2 separate regions of the Homo sapiens genome follow, and region 2 is linked to region 1. A link is a loop called in an ENCODE intact Hi-C map of the cell type or tissue named here. Cell type or tissue: heart right ventricle. All regions are shown on one strand. Each heading gives the region's core, and the rest is flanking DNA. Links, peaks and the distances in the headings are about the cores only.

Evidence for each region. Hi-C counts contacts between places; a loop is a spot of excess contacts. Peaks named below come from ENCODE experiments on the same cell type or tissue, not always from the same donor. Only the 100,000 strongest peaks of a DNase experiment are listed, where the experiment ranks them.
Region 2: it touches region 1 in a loop (5-fold over the local background); 13 of 110 quality-filtered maps call a loop at or near these places.

The regions. Positions count from the first base shown.
Region 1 is chr22:27,633,652-27,641,925 of GRCh38, forward strand. No RefSeq gene overlaps it. Among named protein-coding and RNA genes, the nearest start is that of CPMER, 77 kb to the right of the region's middle. RefSeq lists enhancers at 249-842, 3,763-4,263, 4,476-5,280, 5,281-6,084. In heart right ventricle, for the core only: no CTCF peak of the experiment used is centred there; DNase peaks (open chromatin) are centred at 3,650 and 6,049; H3K27ac peaks cover 1,406 bases.
Region 2 is chr22:27,683,037-27,691,344 of GRCh38, forward strand. It overlaps CPMER (cytoplasmic mesoderm regulator), which reads right to left. Exons shown (of 5, transcript NR_186699.1): 4 at 6,684-6,849. Among named protein-coding and RNA genes, the nearest start is that of CPMER, 28 kb to the right of the region's middle. In heart right ventricle, for the core only: no CTCF peak of the experiment used is centred there; DNase peaks (open chromatin) are centred at 2,655 and 3,685; H3K27ac peaks cover 3,268 bases.

The sequences.
Region 1 (8,274 bases), core at 1-8,000:
ATTGCCTTTCAAACAACCCTACAGAAGTCAGGGTTCATGTAGACTCTCTGTCGGTGTTTCCAGGCTGCCAGTTAAACTAGGAACACACACAACGCCAACTCCGAACTCACAGGACTCACACAATAAAAATGCAGGGCCTCTTGTTCAAATATTAAGGATTTCAACATGGTGACAGGAGGGCATTAAACCAAGCGTGGACCCTTCTGTGCTCAAGGTCCTGCATGACTGCAGGGGTCCCACACTCATGATGGCCTTGAACACCTACTCGGAGCCTGCATGAAGCTGGACTTTCACCGCTTTGGCTCATTTAATCCTCACAACAACCTTGGGGAAGACGTAATGGTGGCCCTCCTGCTCGAGAGCTCATAAATGTGTGTATTTGTGTGTGTGTGTATGTATTCTATGTGTGCTCATGTGTGTCTGTGCATGTCTGTGTGTTTCCATGTATATGCATCCATGTATGTCTGTGTGCATGTCCACATATGTGTCTCTGGGTGTGTGTCATGTGTATTTGTCTGAATATGTGTTCGTGTGTGTCCATGTCTGTGTGGGGGTGTGTGTACCTGTGTATGTGCCTGTGCGTGCGTCCACGTCTGCGGGTGCGTGTGCCCGTGCGTGCGTCCACGTCTGCGGGTGCGTGTACCTGTGCGTGTGTCCGTGTCTGGGTGTGTCTTTGTGGGAACATATGTGTGTATCCTGGCAGAAGTTTTAAACAGCCAAAGAGAAGATCAGATCAAAAGCAGTTGGCACACTGGATGAAGCCTGGCCCTGAAAGATGGGATCAATTCCCCTGCCCGGTCCTATGTGGGTCCACATGGGATCATCAGCTGGGTCTGAGGGAATTCCCTGGGTGGGGCCATTTGGGGGCAGAAGGGAGCTGTGTCTGTGGATCCCTTGGGCAGGCACCAGGCTCTGCAGGCTTCACCCTCAGCACAGCAGAGTGGGGAGCAGTTTCACTCACTCCCTCATTTATTCAGTTACTCACTGGGCACCCCCTTTGCACTGACGGGAGCCAGACCCGGCCATGCCCTGTGGGAACTCACAGCCTAGTAAGCAATTCAGGTGGCACAGGGAGTTGTAGGGACCTAGAGGAGGCCACTGACCCAGCCGAGGGACCATCAGGAAGGCTTCCTGGAGGAGGCAATGTCTCACCTGAGACTTGGAAAGGAAGCAGGAGTGATATCAAGAAGAGGGAAAAGTGTCACAGGCAGAGGAACACACCAAGCAAAGGCCTGGGGGTGGGACGAACCCAATCATCCGGCCCATGCGAGCTTCTCCTGTCCCCCTGCCGCTGCACCCTCACCAGCTCCCTCTCTCTCCCATTCCTCCTTCAGGTCCCGATTTCAACTTCTCTTCCTCCAGGAAGGCTTCCCTGATTTTGCACGAGTACACACACACACACACACACACACACATACGGTGAGTGCATTTACCTGGTCTTTGCCTTCGGGCACGTACCAGAGTATAACTTAAGCTCAAAAGTCATCTCCTCTGCATGGGGTACTTTTTTCCATAGCCCAATGCCGAGAACAGTCCTGGCTCATAGTAGGTACTCAACAAATGTTTGTTGATTGAATAAGTGTGAGAGAAGACACGAAGGCATGCGTGCACCTGTTGGAACGAAAGAGCTGCAGGAGCTTGAGAGTTTAGTGTGGGAGTGCCTGGCCCCCTCAATGCAGGGGCTATGACCAACCCAGACACCACATATTATCGTGGTCAGAGGCACAGAGGCCCTGAGACAAATCCTGCCTCTGTCTGTTCCCAGCTCTGTGACCTTAAGAGACTCTCTTAGCCTCTCTTGGTCTCAGTTGCCTCATTGGTAAACTGGGTTCTCAAGAGGTTTAAATGAGGTCATATAGAAAGTGCAATCAAAAGAGTGCCCAGCACATTCAAGATACTCAATCTGTGTGGTCGGTGTGTTATTATTTTTCTCCACCTCCCCGGCATTCAGCCCTAGACCAGGCAATCATGAGCTGTCAATCAATGGAGATACTACCATCATCACCATCACTCAGAAAGATGGATCAGACCATGAGAACTTGTCACCTGATGATAATCATAAACCCTGACATTCACATGGGCCTGAGAAGTTACCAAGAGCTTTTCCTGGGTGCTGCTCCTCCAGGTTTCAAGGGCAGGTGGGGGCCCAGCCCAGAACTCTCTCTCTTCAGCCTCCCTTTGGAGCTTCATACAGCAGGCTCATCCTCTGCTTCTCCACCCCTCACTACCTGACTTCCAGCCAGTTCAGTTCCACTGTGAACTCTGGGAGAGATGGACAGCTTGGCGATGGGAATGTCAGTGCAGCCTCAGGCCAGAGAGCCACTGCTCAGTGGAAAAGTGGTCTCTGGTCCTGGGCGATGGAACAGCATTTCCAGGCCTGGCAGGACCTGTCAAAGGCCCTGTCCTAGAGACACATCTGTACCCTCCACGCCTCACCCGTCTCTGGGATCCTCAGCCTGGGTCCCCCAGCCATGCTGGGATTTAGAACCAATATTTTTAGAAAGCACAGCTGAGGCTTTTTAACAAGGTTATGCATTAATTCAACAAACATTCCCGGCTTGGGTGCTGGAGAAGCAGAAATGAAGTCGATACAGCCTCTGCATCAAAGAGCTCACACTTTAAGTAGGAAGGAAGGTGGCAGCTTTGGCGAGAACATGGGGCTTTGGGGGAGCAATCAGGGCAACTCACAGCCAAAACATTGAAGCAAAGATGTGGAGAAGAAGGAATTAGCAAAGGCAGAGGGAGTTTCAGGCACAAGGAACAGCAGGTGCAAAGGCTTGGTGGCTGGAGAAAATGGAGAGAACTTGAAAAATGTGGCAGGACTGGAGTAAAGACAACGGTTGGGGAGGCAGAGTGTGGCAAGAGAGGGGCATCTTCTTCCAAGACTTCCCTTTATTGGAAGGCAAAGCCAAGGAGAGATTTGGTCTTACAGATACTTCATTCATTCATCTGCATGGTCATTCAACAGTTACTGACAGCATCCTGAGTCAGGCATAAGGTGGGTCCTGGGCAGAGGGAAACAAACAAGGGAAGGGCATGAGATGGGTGGGAAAGTAGGGGATGTGGGGCACAGCAGATGGGGAAGGCATCAGGGACGGCTCCCTGGAGGAGAGGGCTCCAAGCAATCTGAAAAAAATGCCTCCTCCTACCTCTAAACTGAGCTCAGGTATCCAGGGGAATATCAGCCCCAAAGCTCTCACCCCCATCAGTGGCAGGGAAGGTCCAAAATTCTCCAGGGAGCTGCTTATCCACTCATTCATTTGTCCATTCATTCATTCATTCATTCATTCATTCATTCATCATTTCACCCAGCATTTGCTCAGACAGACAGAAAACCCAGCCCTGCCCTTAGAGGCTCCCAGCACCACTGAAAAGGAGACAAAGGCATGAATAAGCAAACAGAAGTCAGTATCAATGGCGGTGGAACATGGACATCCAACACTAGCTGTCAGCACAACCTCCTGAGAGTTTTATAAAACACAGTTTCCCTGGGCCCGACTGCGAGCCACTGACTCTACCTCATGGAGTCAGTCCAGGGAATCTGCATCCTAAAACTCCTCAGGGACTGGAGATGGCTCAGCCTGGCACTTGCCTGCTGACGGTCATTTCAGAATCCGTCTGTGCCAGGAGCACCAAGTCCCTGAGGGACTGGTAGAATCAGGTGGCAGCCGGGGACAGGCCTCTGCTGACTTCAGGTCTTATTTTAGCCTCTGGCATGTCCCCAGGAGGCCCCACAGGAGGGGGCCGAGGATTTTACAGGAGGGATTTGCACGGGTATTTTCAGTCTAGATGGAGGATCAGCCTGGCCATAGCCAGCCCCGCAGTTAGAGAAACCAGGCACTGAAGTCTAATAGTACCCACCACCCACCCTGGAGAAGCTGGCCTCCTGGGCCTCCCTGAGCCCTGGGGTGGAGACTCGCTGTCAGAGATGAGCTGAGAGACCTGTGTGGGCCTCTGAGCAGATCTGGCATCTGGCAGCTTGGAACAGCTAGAGACTATGTTTGCAAAAGATGGGTGAGGGAGGCTGGGGGTATCATCTCCATTTCACAGATGCAGAAACTGAGGCTTGGAGAGGCCAAGGCCATTGCCATACCCTGAGTCAACCCCAAGTCCTTGTAACAGTGAACTAGGTCTTTGCTAAAAAGACAGCCCCGGTGCCTAACAGATGTCATTCCAAGCCAATGATTAATAAATAATGCTAACACTCGATGCTGGTAACCAGCCAATGCTTACATGAAGCGTGGATAGGCCAGGCACCATTCTCAGCACTGGGCATATTTTACCACTAACTCCTCTTCATCCTCACCAACACCTACAAAGCAGGCAGTAATAGTATGCCCATTTGACAGATGAAATGAACTTGGGAGTTGGGCAGAAAGATCCACGGAGCCCCAAGTCCCCAGTGAGTCTTTCCCTCCCCAGACCACCTTCCCAAACCCTCCCAGCCCTCATGCTTATTCTGATAAACCCTCCAAAGCCCGGATTAGTAAAGGGGTTAACAAGGTGGATGGCACCCCCCAGGCTTGGTTTGCACCTGCCAGTTAGAGGCAGAAGGCAGTCTGGGGTCAATGGACAAAGCCAGGCACGAAGTCCAAAGCATGGGTTTGAATCCCAGCCCCGCCCTGGCCTTCCTGAGCCTCAGTTTCCTCTGCTGAGAACTGGAAGCATCTATTCCCACCCCAAGTACCACCTAGCATGGCAGGTAGGGTCAAGAGAGCAGGAATACGCTTCTCCACCTGCAGATGAGGAGGCTGAGGCCCAGAGAGGGGTTGGCAGATGCTCAGGGACCCCTGGCTGGGCTGGGAGCAAATGAGCTCTTGTGAATCACATGCCCCTGTCAGAATAACAATGAAGGGGGAGCCGAGAAACAATGAGGGCCCAGTTGACTCTGCCCAAGGGGCAGTCGGCACAGGTCTGTCTGACTCCTGGGCTGATCTGACCGTTCTCAGCAACAGAAGTAGGGGAAGGCATAGGTACTGGGGTTTCAGCCAGTCTCCTACTAACCAGCTGGGTGACCTTGGACTACTTACTAAACCTCTCTGAACCTCTCTTTTCTCAGCCTCAAAATGGGGACAATCACAGTAAGGCGGTTGCGAGAACCCAGGAAGGCAGGAGGTGTGGAGTTGCCTTTTCCAGATGGAGCACTGGGAACTCAGGCTCTGGGGTGGGGAAGGGACTTGCCCAAGATCACAGGGCACCCATGCAGCTGAGCAGAAGCTTGTCTGCGGCTTCTCCCCCACCCACAGGCCTGAGGAGGAGGGGCCCCGCCTCTGGTGGTGGGGAGGTGGGATGAGGGAAGGGTTCCCTGAAGCACGGGCATCGCAAACCGCAGGACTGGCATTTGCAGGGATGGCATTCCAGGTGGGGGAGCCGGCCTAGGCAAAGGCCGAGGGGCTGGACGGCACTGAGAATGTGCGGAGACCAGCATGACATTTAGACGGCTAGAGCGAAGGAGGCGGGAACGTCTGCAAGTAGGTGTGTGCAAGGTGGCTTTTCCATCAGCATGTGTGCGTGTGTGTGCTTACACACGTGCATGAGTGTGAGTGCGACTTCTCGGCCGCAGAGTCCCCCATTAACGCTCCGGTATTTGTTTGTTCAGTTCCGCTGTCCCATCGGCCCTGCTGCCTCTCTGCACCCCGTTTGCCAGTCGGCTCCCTCTCCCTCTCCCGAGGTCTCCATGCGTCATTAAAACCGAAACAAGCCCCTGCTCTGATGGTTAAACCAGATGCCCAGGCCCCATCCTGCCTGGGCCCCATCTCAGGGTCAGAATGAGCCACGGAGCTGCTGGGGAGGCCCCGTCCAGCTGCATCAGCCCGTGGGGGGCCTGGGGTCCCAAGAGGGACAGGGCCAGACGAGGGGAAACCCAATCCGTGACACATGGAGATCATTTGCAGAAGGAACAAAATCCGTGACCAACTCCAAACGGATGCAAAGGGGAGGGGAGCGGGGCTGGGTAAGGAGTTCTCAGGGCCAGTGGGAGATGAGGACTGAGGCAAACCCTGGGCCAGCCCCAGGCCAAGCTCTCAGGTTGTCTCAGCCACACTCTCTAGGAGCTCCTGGCAAGGCTCCCACCCTCCCTGGGCCCTTGTGTTCTCCTTTCAAATAGGGTGAGGACTGAAAGAAAGATTCAGAGCAAATGTCTGACCCTGTGCCCAGCAAATGGTTAGCCTGAAGCAAATAGATTGATACATAGATGAGACAACTGAGACTCAGAGAGGTTGTGCAACTCAGCAAAGGGCACACAGCAAGTCAGCCTAGGAGTGGGGCTCGAATCTCCCAAAACGGAAAATGTCCACAGCAAAGGGACATGGGCAGCCAGTCATGATTTGCAAAATCAGACACACCGTGGCCTTCATCTCCCCTAAGATGACTTTCCCTTCTTCCCATTTTACTGAGGGCCTCAGGACTCCAACCCACGAACTCCACTCATTTGGTTTTTTGTTTTGTTTTGTTTTTGTTTTTGTTTTCTTTTGAGACAAGGTCGGGCTCTATCGCCCAGGCTCACTGGGCTCACTGCAACCTCCACCTCCCAGGTTCAAGCAACCCTCCTGCCTCAGCCTCCCAAGTAGCTGGGACTACAGGTGTGTGCCATCACACCTGGCTAATTTTTGTATTTTTTGTAGAGATGGGGTTTCGCCATGTTGCCCAGGCTGGTCTCGAACTCATGAGCTCAAGCGATTCTCCTGCTTTGGCCTCCCAAAGTGCTGGGACTACAGGCTTGAGTCACAACGCCCGGCCCTGGTTTTTGAATTTAGCTTCATTGAGATAGCTAAACTCATAGCATACAACTCACCCATTTCAATGCAATGTATTAAATCAATGTCAATGAGTTATACAATGAACAATTCAGTGGCATTAAGTACATTCATAATGTCACACAACCATCACCCCATCTCTCTCTCTTTTTTTTTTTTTTTTTTTTTTGACACAGGGTCTCGCTCTCTCACCCAGGCTGGAGTGCAGTGGCGTGATCTCAGCTCACTGCAACCTCTGCCTCCCACTCTCAGGGATATTCCCACCTCAGCTTCCCAAGCAGCTGGGATTACAGGCACACACCACCATGCCCAGATAATTTTTGTATTTTTTTTAGAGACAGGGTTTTGCCATGTTGCCCAGGCTGGTCTCGAACTCCTGGGCTCATGTGATCCACCCACCTCTGCCTCCCAAAGTACTGGGATTACAGGCATGAGCCACCATGCCCAGCCACAACTGTCTATTTCTAAAACTTTTTGATCACCCCAAAAAGAAACTCTGTACCTATTAAGCAGTAACTCTCCTATTTCCCCCTCCCCCTGCCCCCTATTAACCACTTTCTGTCTCTGTGAATTTGCCTATTGTAGATATTTCACATGAGTGGAATCACGCAATATTTGTCCTTCTGTGTCTGGCTTCTTTCACTTAGCATAATGTTTTCAAGGTACATTCATGTTGTAGCATGTATCAGAACTTCATTCCTTTATATGGCTGAACAAGATTCCATTGTATGGATATGCCACATTTTGTTTATCCATTTATCCGTAGATAGACACCTAGGCTGTTTCCACAGCTTGCCTACTATGAATAATGCTGCTACAAGCACGGGTGTACAAGTATCTGTTCAAGTATCTGTTTACAATTCCTTTGGGCATATTCCCAGGAGTGGTATTGCTGGGTCATACGGCAAATCTATGTTTAGCTTTTTAAGGAACCACCAAAAAGCAGCTACACCAAGAGTCTGAGGCCCACTGGTTCAAAGTCCAGACTGTGTGAAGGTTCAGGGACTGCCGCTTGACCTAGCCCTCATCACCTCTTGCCTGGACCTTTCCAGTAGACTCCTGGCTACCCCCTGCCTCTGCCTCAGCTCCTCCAGTGGCTCCTCACAGCCAGGAGATCATCTGCAGCTCTTCAAAGCCACCTCCCTGGATAAAATCAGCAGACACTGTGCCCTCCGTGGGCCCCTCCTGTCCCCTGTGAGGCCCCACAGCCATCTCCACCCATGCACCCCAGCACTTACCACGGGTGCCAAGTCATCTACAGACTCCCTCTATTGGTGGGCTCCTTGAGGCTAGAGACCATGTCTAATTTATGTCTCGTCATGGTCTTGAATAGAAAAGGTCCTTGGTAAATAAGTGTGTTGCATAGATGAAGAAACCGGGGCTGAGAGAGGAAATTGACCTGCCTGAGGACCCGGAGCTGGGAAGTGAAGGACCTGATTCAATAAGATGGCAGGTGTCAAGTAGGTGTTCAAAATTATTAAGCACCAGTTCTCTTCCCACCTCTTACCTTGGGGAGTCA
Region 2 (8,308 bases), core at 309-8,308, 50 kb after region 1:
CAACTTTTTCGCCAATCGACTGCCCTTCCTGGTACAATCAGCCGAGCATTGATTTTTTTTTCTTTCTCTCTCTTTTTTTAATGCTAAAGCATCATCCAAAAATATATCAATAGGAACAACATCTTTGAAGAAAATACCAGGAGGCCCAGGCTGCTTCTTCATTAACCCCAAAGCTGCCGGCCTGAGATGGGGCCCAGGAAGGGGCTGCTACTGGGAGACCCAACCTGAGGGACACACTTGTGACACTTCCTGGAATGCTGGGCTCTCTCAAGATGTGTGGATGTCAGCATCTTTTGTCCTTATGTTAGAATCCTTTAGAACTGGGGCCAGTGAGGTTATTTCATTGTAAATGAATTAACATTCGATAAGATTTAAAATTCAGTGCTTTGGCCAGGTGCAGTGGCTTATGCCGGTAATCCCAGCACTTTGGGAGGCCAAGGTGGGAGCAGGGCTTGAGCTCAATAGTTCGAGACCAGCCTGGGCAACACATTGAGACCCCATCTCTACAAAAAGAAAAAAAAATTTTTTTTTTTGAGACGGAGTTTTGCTCTTGTTGCCCAGGCTGGAATGCAATGGCGCAATCTTGGCTCACTGAAACCCCTGCCTCCCAGGTTCAGACGATTCTCCTGCCTCAGCCTCCCAGGTAGCTGGGATTACAGGCATGTGCCACCACACCTGGCTAATTTTGTATTTTTAGTAGAGATGAGGTTTCTCCATGTTGGTCAGGCTGATCTCGAACTCCTGACCTCAGGTGATCCACCCGCTTTGGCCTCCCAAAGTGCTGGGATTACAGCCGTGAGCCACCATGCCCAGCCAAATTTTTTTTTTAATTAAAAAGATTTTTAAAAATTAGCCAGGCATGCTGATTTGTGCCTATAGTCTCAGCTCCTCAGGAGGCAGAGGTGGGAGGATCGCCTGAGCCCAGGAGATTGAGGCTGCAGTGAGCCATGATTGTACCACTGCACTCTAGCCTGGATGACAGAGCAAGACCCTGTCTCAAAAATAAAAAGAATAAAAATAATAAAATAGGCCGGGCACAGTGGCTCACGCCTGTAATCTTAGTACTTTGGGAGGCTGAGGCGGGTGGATCACCTGAAGTCAGGAGTTCGAGACCAGCTTGGCCAACATCGTGAAACCCCACCTCTACTAAAAATACAAAATTAGCCGGGCGTGATGGTGCATGCCTGTAATCCCAGCTACTCCAAAGGCTGAAGCAGGAGAATCACTTAGAACCTGGGAGGTGGAGGTTGCAGTGAGCTGAGATTGCGCCGCTGCACTCCAGCCTGGGTGACAGAGTGAGACTCTGTCTCAAAAAATAATACTAATAAATAAAATTCCTCAGTCAAATGAGCCAAGTTTCAAATACTCCATGGCCGTGTGTGGCTCATGGCTCCCTCATTGGACACCGCAGGCCCAGAACAGCTCCACTGTCATAGAAAGTTCTAGAGAATAGGGCTGCCTCAGAACAGGGCTCAGCACACTTTTTCTGTAGAGCCAGTGTTCTGAAAATGCTTCATATCTTGATTTCAGTGATGGTTTCATGGGTGTAACATGTAATATTTGTGCTGTATATAAATTGTGTATATATATATTACTGTATATAAATTATGTCTCCATGAAAAGAAAAAATATCTTTAGAAATCTTAGATTGTCTTAGGGAGATACAATGCCTGGAAAGTTCGAATCCTGCAGGATCCCTGAGCGCATCCTTACCCCATGGGACCCTAATGGGGTTTCAGAGGCCTCCAAAGAGGGAGGATGCTGGGCAGGGGGCTCTCATTCATAAACCCCTTCCCCAGATTGGTATCCTTTATAAGAGTTCTAGGGGCCGAGAAAGAGTTTAGCAACAACAGCAATGGAAAGGTCAACTCTGTCTGTTTCCTGCTTTTAGGAATGTGAAAATTCTTGAGAAAAGTAGGAGGCAGAACCCGTGGGAAGAGGGTACACGACGGGGATGGGGTATGTGGGAATGAATGAGTGTGGCGGTCTCGCAACCCTAATTCCCACTTCAGTCAGGGAGGCTCCCATGGCCTGTATTTTGCACGTAGGGTTTCTGAGCAATAAGAATTCACTCATGGAAAGCTTCGGCTCCGTTTCAAAAGTGTACACACCACTGCCTTTTAGTCTTGGCTTTTAGCCCAAAACAAGCAGTACAGTGGACAGTTAAAGGCATCACGCTGTGGAGCCAGAAGGCCAGGTTCAAATCCCAGCCCCAGCTGTGTGAATTTGGGGAAATCTCTTCATTTCTCTGTGCCTCAGTTTTCTCCTCTGTAAAAATGGGGATAATGATAGGACCCAACTCGTGGGTTGTTATAAGAATAAGAAGCATTAACTCTTAGGAAGCACGCTGAACCAGATTGAGCATCTCCTGTTTGTTTGGGGTCTGTCTAGGATGATACCTTCATTCATTCCTTCAACAAGCTTGCGTGATGGAGACGCCAGGCCTTGGGAAAGAAGGCAGCCAGGCCAAGTCATGACAAACATCCCTCTTTCCCTACCCCAGGTCACACCTGTCTCTCACCTTCCGGCAACCCCACCTTCAAGTCCTTCCTGCTCCACCAGGCAGGTCCCTGGAGCTCGGCCTGACAAAGGCTGTTGGCTTATCAGGACACCCAGGCCACAATCCAGAACTGGCTCTGACCCAGGAGCCACCAGTGTCTGATGTCCCCATGTCAAAAAGAGAGGCCACACTGTCCCAGACCTGGACTGGCTGTCCTCAGTGCCCTGTTGCACAGAGCCCAGACTCCCTCTCCAAGAGGCGGGATCCTACTCCTTGACCCCCTACATCTGGCGGAGATCCCGCTCTGGGGCATACAGGCAACCTGAGGCTCTGTCCCCATAGATGTTCACCTGTTCATCCAACCTGGTGGCTTCTTGCCCCGGGAAGCCCTCACCTTCAGTTAGTCACTCACTTAACGACTATTTTTAGGACAACTACTTTGTGCTAAGCTGAGTCCCCGAGGCTGGAGACATAAGGAACAAGAGAGACACAGTCTGCCCTCATGTAGTTCACATCTAGTTGAAGAAACAAGCAATAAACAGGTAGAGATCATTTCACCTGGAGATCAGTTCAAAGAAGAAAATAACTCAACAGACTGGAAGCAGGTGTGGTCAGGGAAGACTTCCTGGAGGAGGTGACAATTACACAGAAACCTGATAGATAAGAAGGAGCTGGACACAGGAGGATATGGGTGAAGGGCATTTCAGGCAAAGGCAAAGGCAAAGCCATGTGCAAAGGCCAGGAGGTGGGAAAAAATTAGAGAAAGAGGAAAAAGGAGCAGAGTAAGCTAGGAAGCCAGTGGTCAGAGGTGAGAATGGCCAGTGCCCACCAAGCCTCAGCACACCTCTGTCCTGCTGGCTCAGTTGAAACCTTCCCTTGATCTAGAAATATACAGCTACCACTGATCACTGACAGAGCCTGGTGGCTACCGGAGCTGCAGAGGTCTATGCTCAAATCCAGCCTCAACCTCCTCCCAGCTGAGTAACCTCAGGCCAGGGCATGACCCTCCTGGGCCTCAGTTTTCTCCTTGGAGAATGGGGGCCTAGTGGGGTTGCTGCAAGTGTCAGGGAATGCATGTAATGGACTTAACTCAGTGCCTGGCACGCAGTGAACGATAGGCCGACGTTGGCCAAGCCAGAAAATCCGTCTGCCCTGACGTCAGGCAGGGCCTAATTATAGACGCCCAGAGGTCACTTTCAGCCTCTTGTGACTCAGAGGCAGTGCCAGGCAGCAGACAGTGGGAGGGACAAAGAATCAGGCCGGCTCGACCAATGCAGAGCCACAGGGGAGTGCCTCCGTTTCCCTGTCTATTAACCAGAGATATCAGTGGGACCTGCCTCCCAGGGCTATGAGAAGACTCCAAGTTGGGCCTAGTACTTCATAGGAGCTCTGTCAACCTCCACAGTCCACAACTGCACGCACAAATGGAAAAATCGTTGTAATTTAGATAAATTTTCCCTTGAGGCTTTCTTTCTTTTATTCAACAAATATATGCTGAGCCCTTTGGTGCATCTGGCTCTGTGTTAAATACAGTGTGTACAAAAAATGCCCGCGACAGCCACTGAGGGTTTACAGAGCCAATGAAGAGAGTCAGCAAGGTTACAGGGGCATATTTAATGTGCTCAAAGAACAAACTAGAGGTTCCAGAAAGAACCATTCTTCTTTGTTCTTCCACTGGTTTGCTTATTCAGCCTCACAGCAGCCAGGCCTTGTCCCACAGGCCTTGGTGTCTGAAAATTTGCTGGGGCAAGTGGAGAATCCTTTACCCCGTCCCTGCATGTGGGACCCTCTGGTGTGACCCTGGCCTCCAAGAGGACCGTGTTCACCTTGAGATCTGAGTTCAAGGCCTGGGTCTGCTCCTGCCTTGCTGTGAGAACTTAGGCAAGGCATGGAGCCATGCTGTGCCTCAGTTTCCTCACCTGTGCATGACATGAGTGATGGTAATAATGAAAATGCCCTGTTGGGGCTATTTAGGGGTTAGATGTGATCACAGGGACGGAGTGCTCTGTGTCCAGTGCTCCAACGGGAATCATTGCTCTGTGTCCGGCACTCCAACGGGAATCATTGCTCTGTGTCCAGTGCTCCAACGGGAATCATTGTCGTTACCCTCTGTCTAGGGCAGGGCCGTCCCATTTTTTGGCTCCCTGGGCCACATTAAAAGAAAAAAATTGTCTCGAGCCACACATAAAATACACTAACACTAATGATGGCTGATGAGCTAAAAAAAAAAATTTGCAAAAAAAAACTCATAATATTTTAAGAAAGTTTACAAATTTGTGTTGGGCCTCATTCAAAGCCATCCTGGGCTGCACGCGACCTGCAGGCACCAGGTTGGACTAACTTGGTCTAGGGAATGATGCAGCCTCCAGCACCAACATCGCCCCTGGCTCAAGGAAAGGAGACATACCCTGTACACACCCCCAGCTCCAACCCACTCTTGGGTCACTACCCAACTCTTGAGTCATTTCCAGGTCACCCCTTGGAAATGAGGGTGCTGGACTAAGTAGAGGTGACCACCACGGATTCTTGCTTTCCTTCCAGAGTTTTTCTTGGGCAGCAGTTGATCATGCATGGACTACATTTCCCAGGTTCCTTTGCATCTAGGTAGGGCCATGTGACTAACTCTGACCAAAAGACTGTGAGAAAAAGTGATGTGCATCACTTCAGGGCTGAAATGATTAACAAGCAGGTATGTCTCCTCGGTCTCTCTTTCCCCACCTGCCTGCTGAATGGAACAGAGTTCAAAGTAAGTGTTGAAAATGGTAGAGCCACAAGATAGAAGGAGCCTGAGTGCCTGAGTCACCGCATGGAGGCAGATTGCCCAACCAGAAATGCCAGCAGTGGGTTGTAACATTAGTGAGAAATAAACTTATACTGTGTTAAACCACTGAAGTGACAATTGCATCTGTTACAGCAGCTGGCATTGCCTTCCTTAACTATCACATATACATTATACCTTTTTTTCAGTTGTATATGCATTATCTCATTTAACACTCAGCAAATTTCTAACACCAATGTGAGGTACTGATCTTTTGAGCATTTAATTTGGGCCAAGCACTGGGCTAAGTCTTTTGCATACATTTTCTTGTCTTAACCACAATTCTATAAGGTGGGCTTATAGGATTATTATTATAGCCACATTACAGATGAGAAAACTAACACTCAAAAACATTTGGAATCCTGCCCAGGGTCCTCAGCTAATGAGTAGAAGTGGCTGGACCAGAACCCAGAGTTTACTGTTTTTTTTTTTTTTTTTGAGACAGAATCTCACTCTGTCACCCAGGCTGGAGTGCAGTGGTGTGATCTTGGCTCACTGCAACCTCTACCTCCCGAGTTCAAGTGATTCTCCTGCCTCAGCCTCCCGAATAGCTGGGACTATGGGTGTGCGCCACCATGCCTGGCTAATTTTTATATTTTTAGTTGAGATGGGGTTTCACCATGTTGGCCAGGCTGATCTCAAACTCCTGGCCTCAAGTGATCCACCTGCCTTGTCCTCCCAAACAGAGTTCACATTCTTAATGACTGCACCCATGGCCTCCCAGAACCTGATAGGTTAGATATTTCAAGCCTTGATCTATAAGTGATGACAATGAAGCTCAGAGAAGGTCCATAACTTGGCCATGCTCCTGGAACTAGTAAGTGGCAGTGATTGGCTTAGAACCCAGATTTGTCTGGGTCCCATCTAGTGCTCTTGACCTACCCACATTGCTGCCTTGGTTGCCCTTTCCAATGGGCACTAAAGCTCTGACCCTGTTCCCATTCCCCAGTGTTACAGCGCCATGGCTGAAGGCAAATTTGGCATCCATAGAGTCTGTTATAATGCTAAATAAATTTTTCTCTTGGCAGTCTTGACACTTATTAAGCACCTGGGAGGCTATTAGTGCCTTGTGCTGTCCAAAACACTCTTAATTACTGTCTAATCAAGGTATCTTTCACTCTAGGAAAAAAAAAAAAAAAAAACAGAAAATGGGGGGAGATGTTCATGCACACCACTTTTGAATCCTTTGCTGTGCATTTCCCTCCAGCCACCACATCCCCTGGGTGTCATTCAGGAAAGGGACTAAAGAAATGAAGATGGAGGGAAATGGTCTCTAAACAAGGCTTCATTTTCATCCAGCAATCTCACTCCGTGGACTTGATCTGGAGGCAAAATGGAATGAGTGAATGATGAAGATGGACTTACCAGGATGCTGATCACAGTGGTGTTGGTCTCACAGAAAAATTGCAAACATCTGAAATGCCTGCCAACAGGACTCTGGTTAAATGAACTGTGGTGCATCCATGCAAAGGAGTACTATGCAGCCATTAAAAAGAAGAACATGGAACCATTTGGGCTGATGCAGGCCAATCTACAGAAAAAGGGTGGTGCAGAACAGTGAGCCTCCTGTGAACCCATTTGTGTAAAAACATAAGGACATAGTTTTATTACAATTGTCAACATTTATTGAGGGATTAATACACACTATTTTAGGTAGTCAAATTCATTGCCTTATTTAGCCCTTGTAAGACTCCTATGAGGTAGAAAATATTGTCATTCCCAATTTATAGATGAGGAAACTGAGGCTCAGAAAAATTTAGTAATGAGTGCCCAGGGTCACTTCTTTAGTGAGTGGTAAGCCTGGGATTCAAACTCAGGAAGTCTGAAAGCCACCACTAACCATTAAATGACACTGCTTCCCCAACACACAAGGAGAATGATTGACAGGAGAGTTCCATTTCTTTGAAATGGGGGAGATTTGGAGGTGCAAGGCATATAAGAGACTTCTGGGAATTGAGGGGATAGAGTTTTAACAGCCATATGGGGACAGGAGGCAAAGCCTGGAGCCCTCCAAAGGTGGAGTGCTGGAACTGAGACTGCTACCTAAAATCAGGGTCCCCAAAAGGCAATATTCTCAAATAAATAATGAAGTAAGGGAAAAATTGTATGGCAGCAAAGGACAGCAACAAGGAATTTTGTCTGTCTTGGCTTGGGCTCAGGAAAAAAACAAACTCCCCTAAGACTGTATAACTATGGACCTGTGATCATGGGAATTTGGTGTTTAAATTTGAACTACATGCACAGATGGGAACGCCCAAACTGAGAAAAACGTAAAAGCCAGACCAGGGGTGATGATATTATGGCAAGCAAGGCAGAAACAAATGCTCCACCAGACACCCTCAACCATGACATTCAAGATTCCCACAGATAATGCCATAAGATAAGCTTGCAATCCCAAATTATAAAACCCATGAGAAAGCAAACACCATGAAAATGCCTGTAAGGTCACATGAGGAACTGTTAGCAGTGGTTGTCTTTGGAAAGTGGTAATGCAGGAATGAAGTAAAGCAAGTCTGGCTTTTTACTTAATACACATCTAAGGCAGTTTGAAGTTTCTTAGAGTAATGAGATTATAATGCTTTCTTCTTTCAGTTTTAAAATCAGAGAATCACTTATCGGCCTTTTGGCTAAGAACAAGTGTAAAATAAAAAATATTTGAACTGAAAAGAAAGAATGGAAGGAAGGAGGGAGAGAGGAAAGGAGAAAAATTGGCTACAAGCCTCAGCCCCTACCTCCAAGATCACCCTCCTACCTCACCGTACACCAACTACGGGCTGTGGCCAATGAGTCTGGTGATGCTTCACAGGAAAGAGCTGGGGTCCTTCCCATTTGCCAAGCATGCATTCATGTATAGTAATCTGCCACTTTGTCTAAAATCCATGATTGAGGTTGGTGCCACTCAATTTCCTCCGACAGAAGGAAGTTCCAATTTTAATTCCTCTTTGGGCACCAATCTATCGACAATCTCATTGCTTCTACCTCTTCAGTAT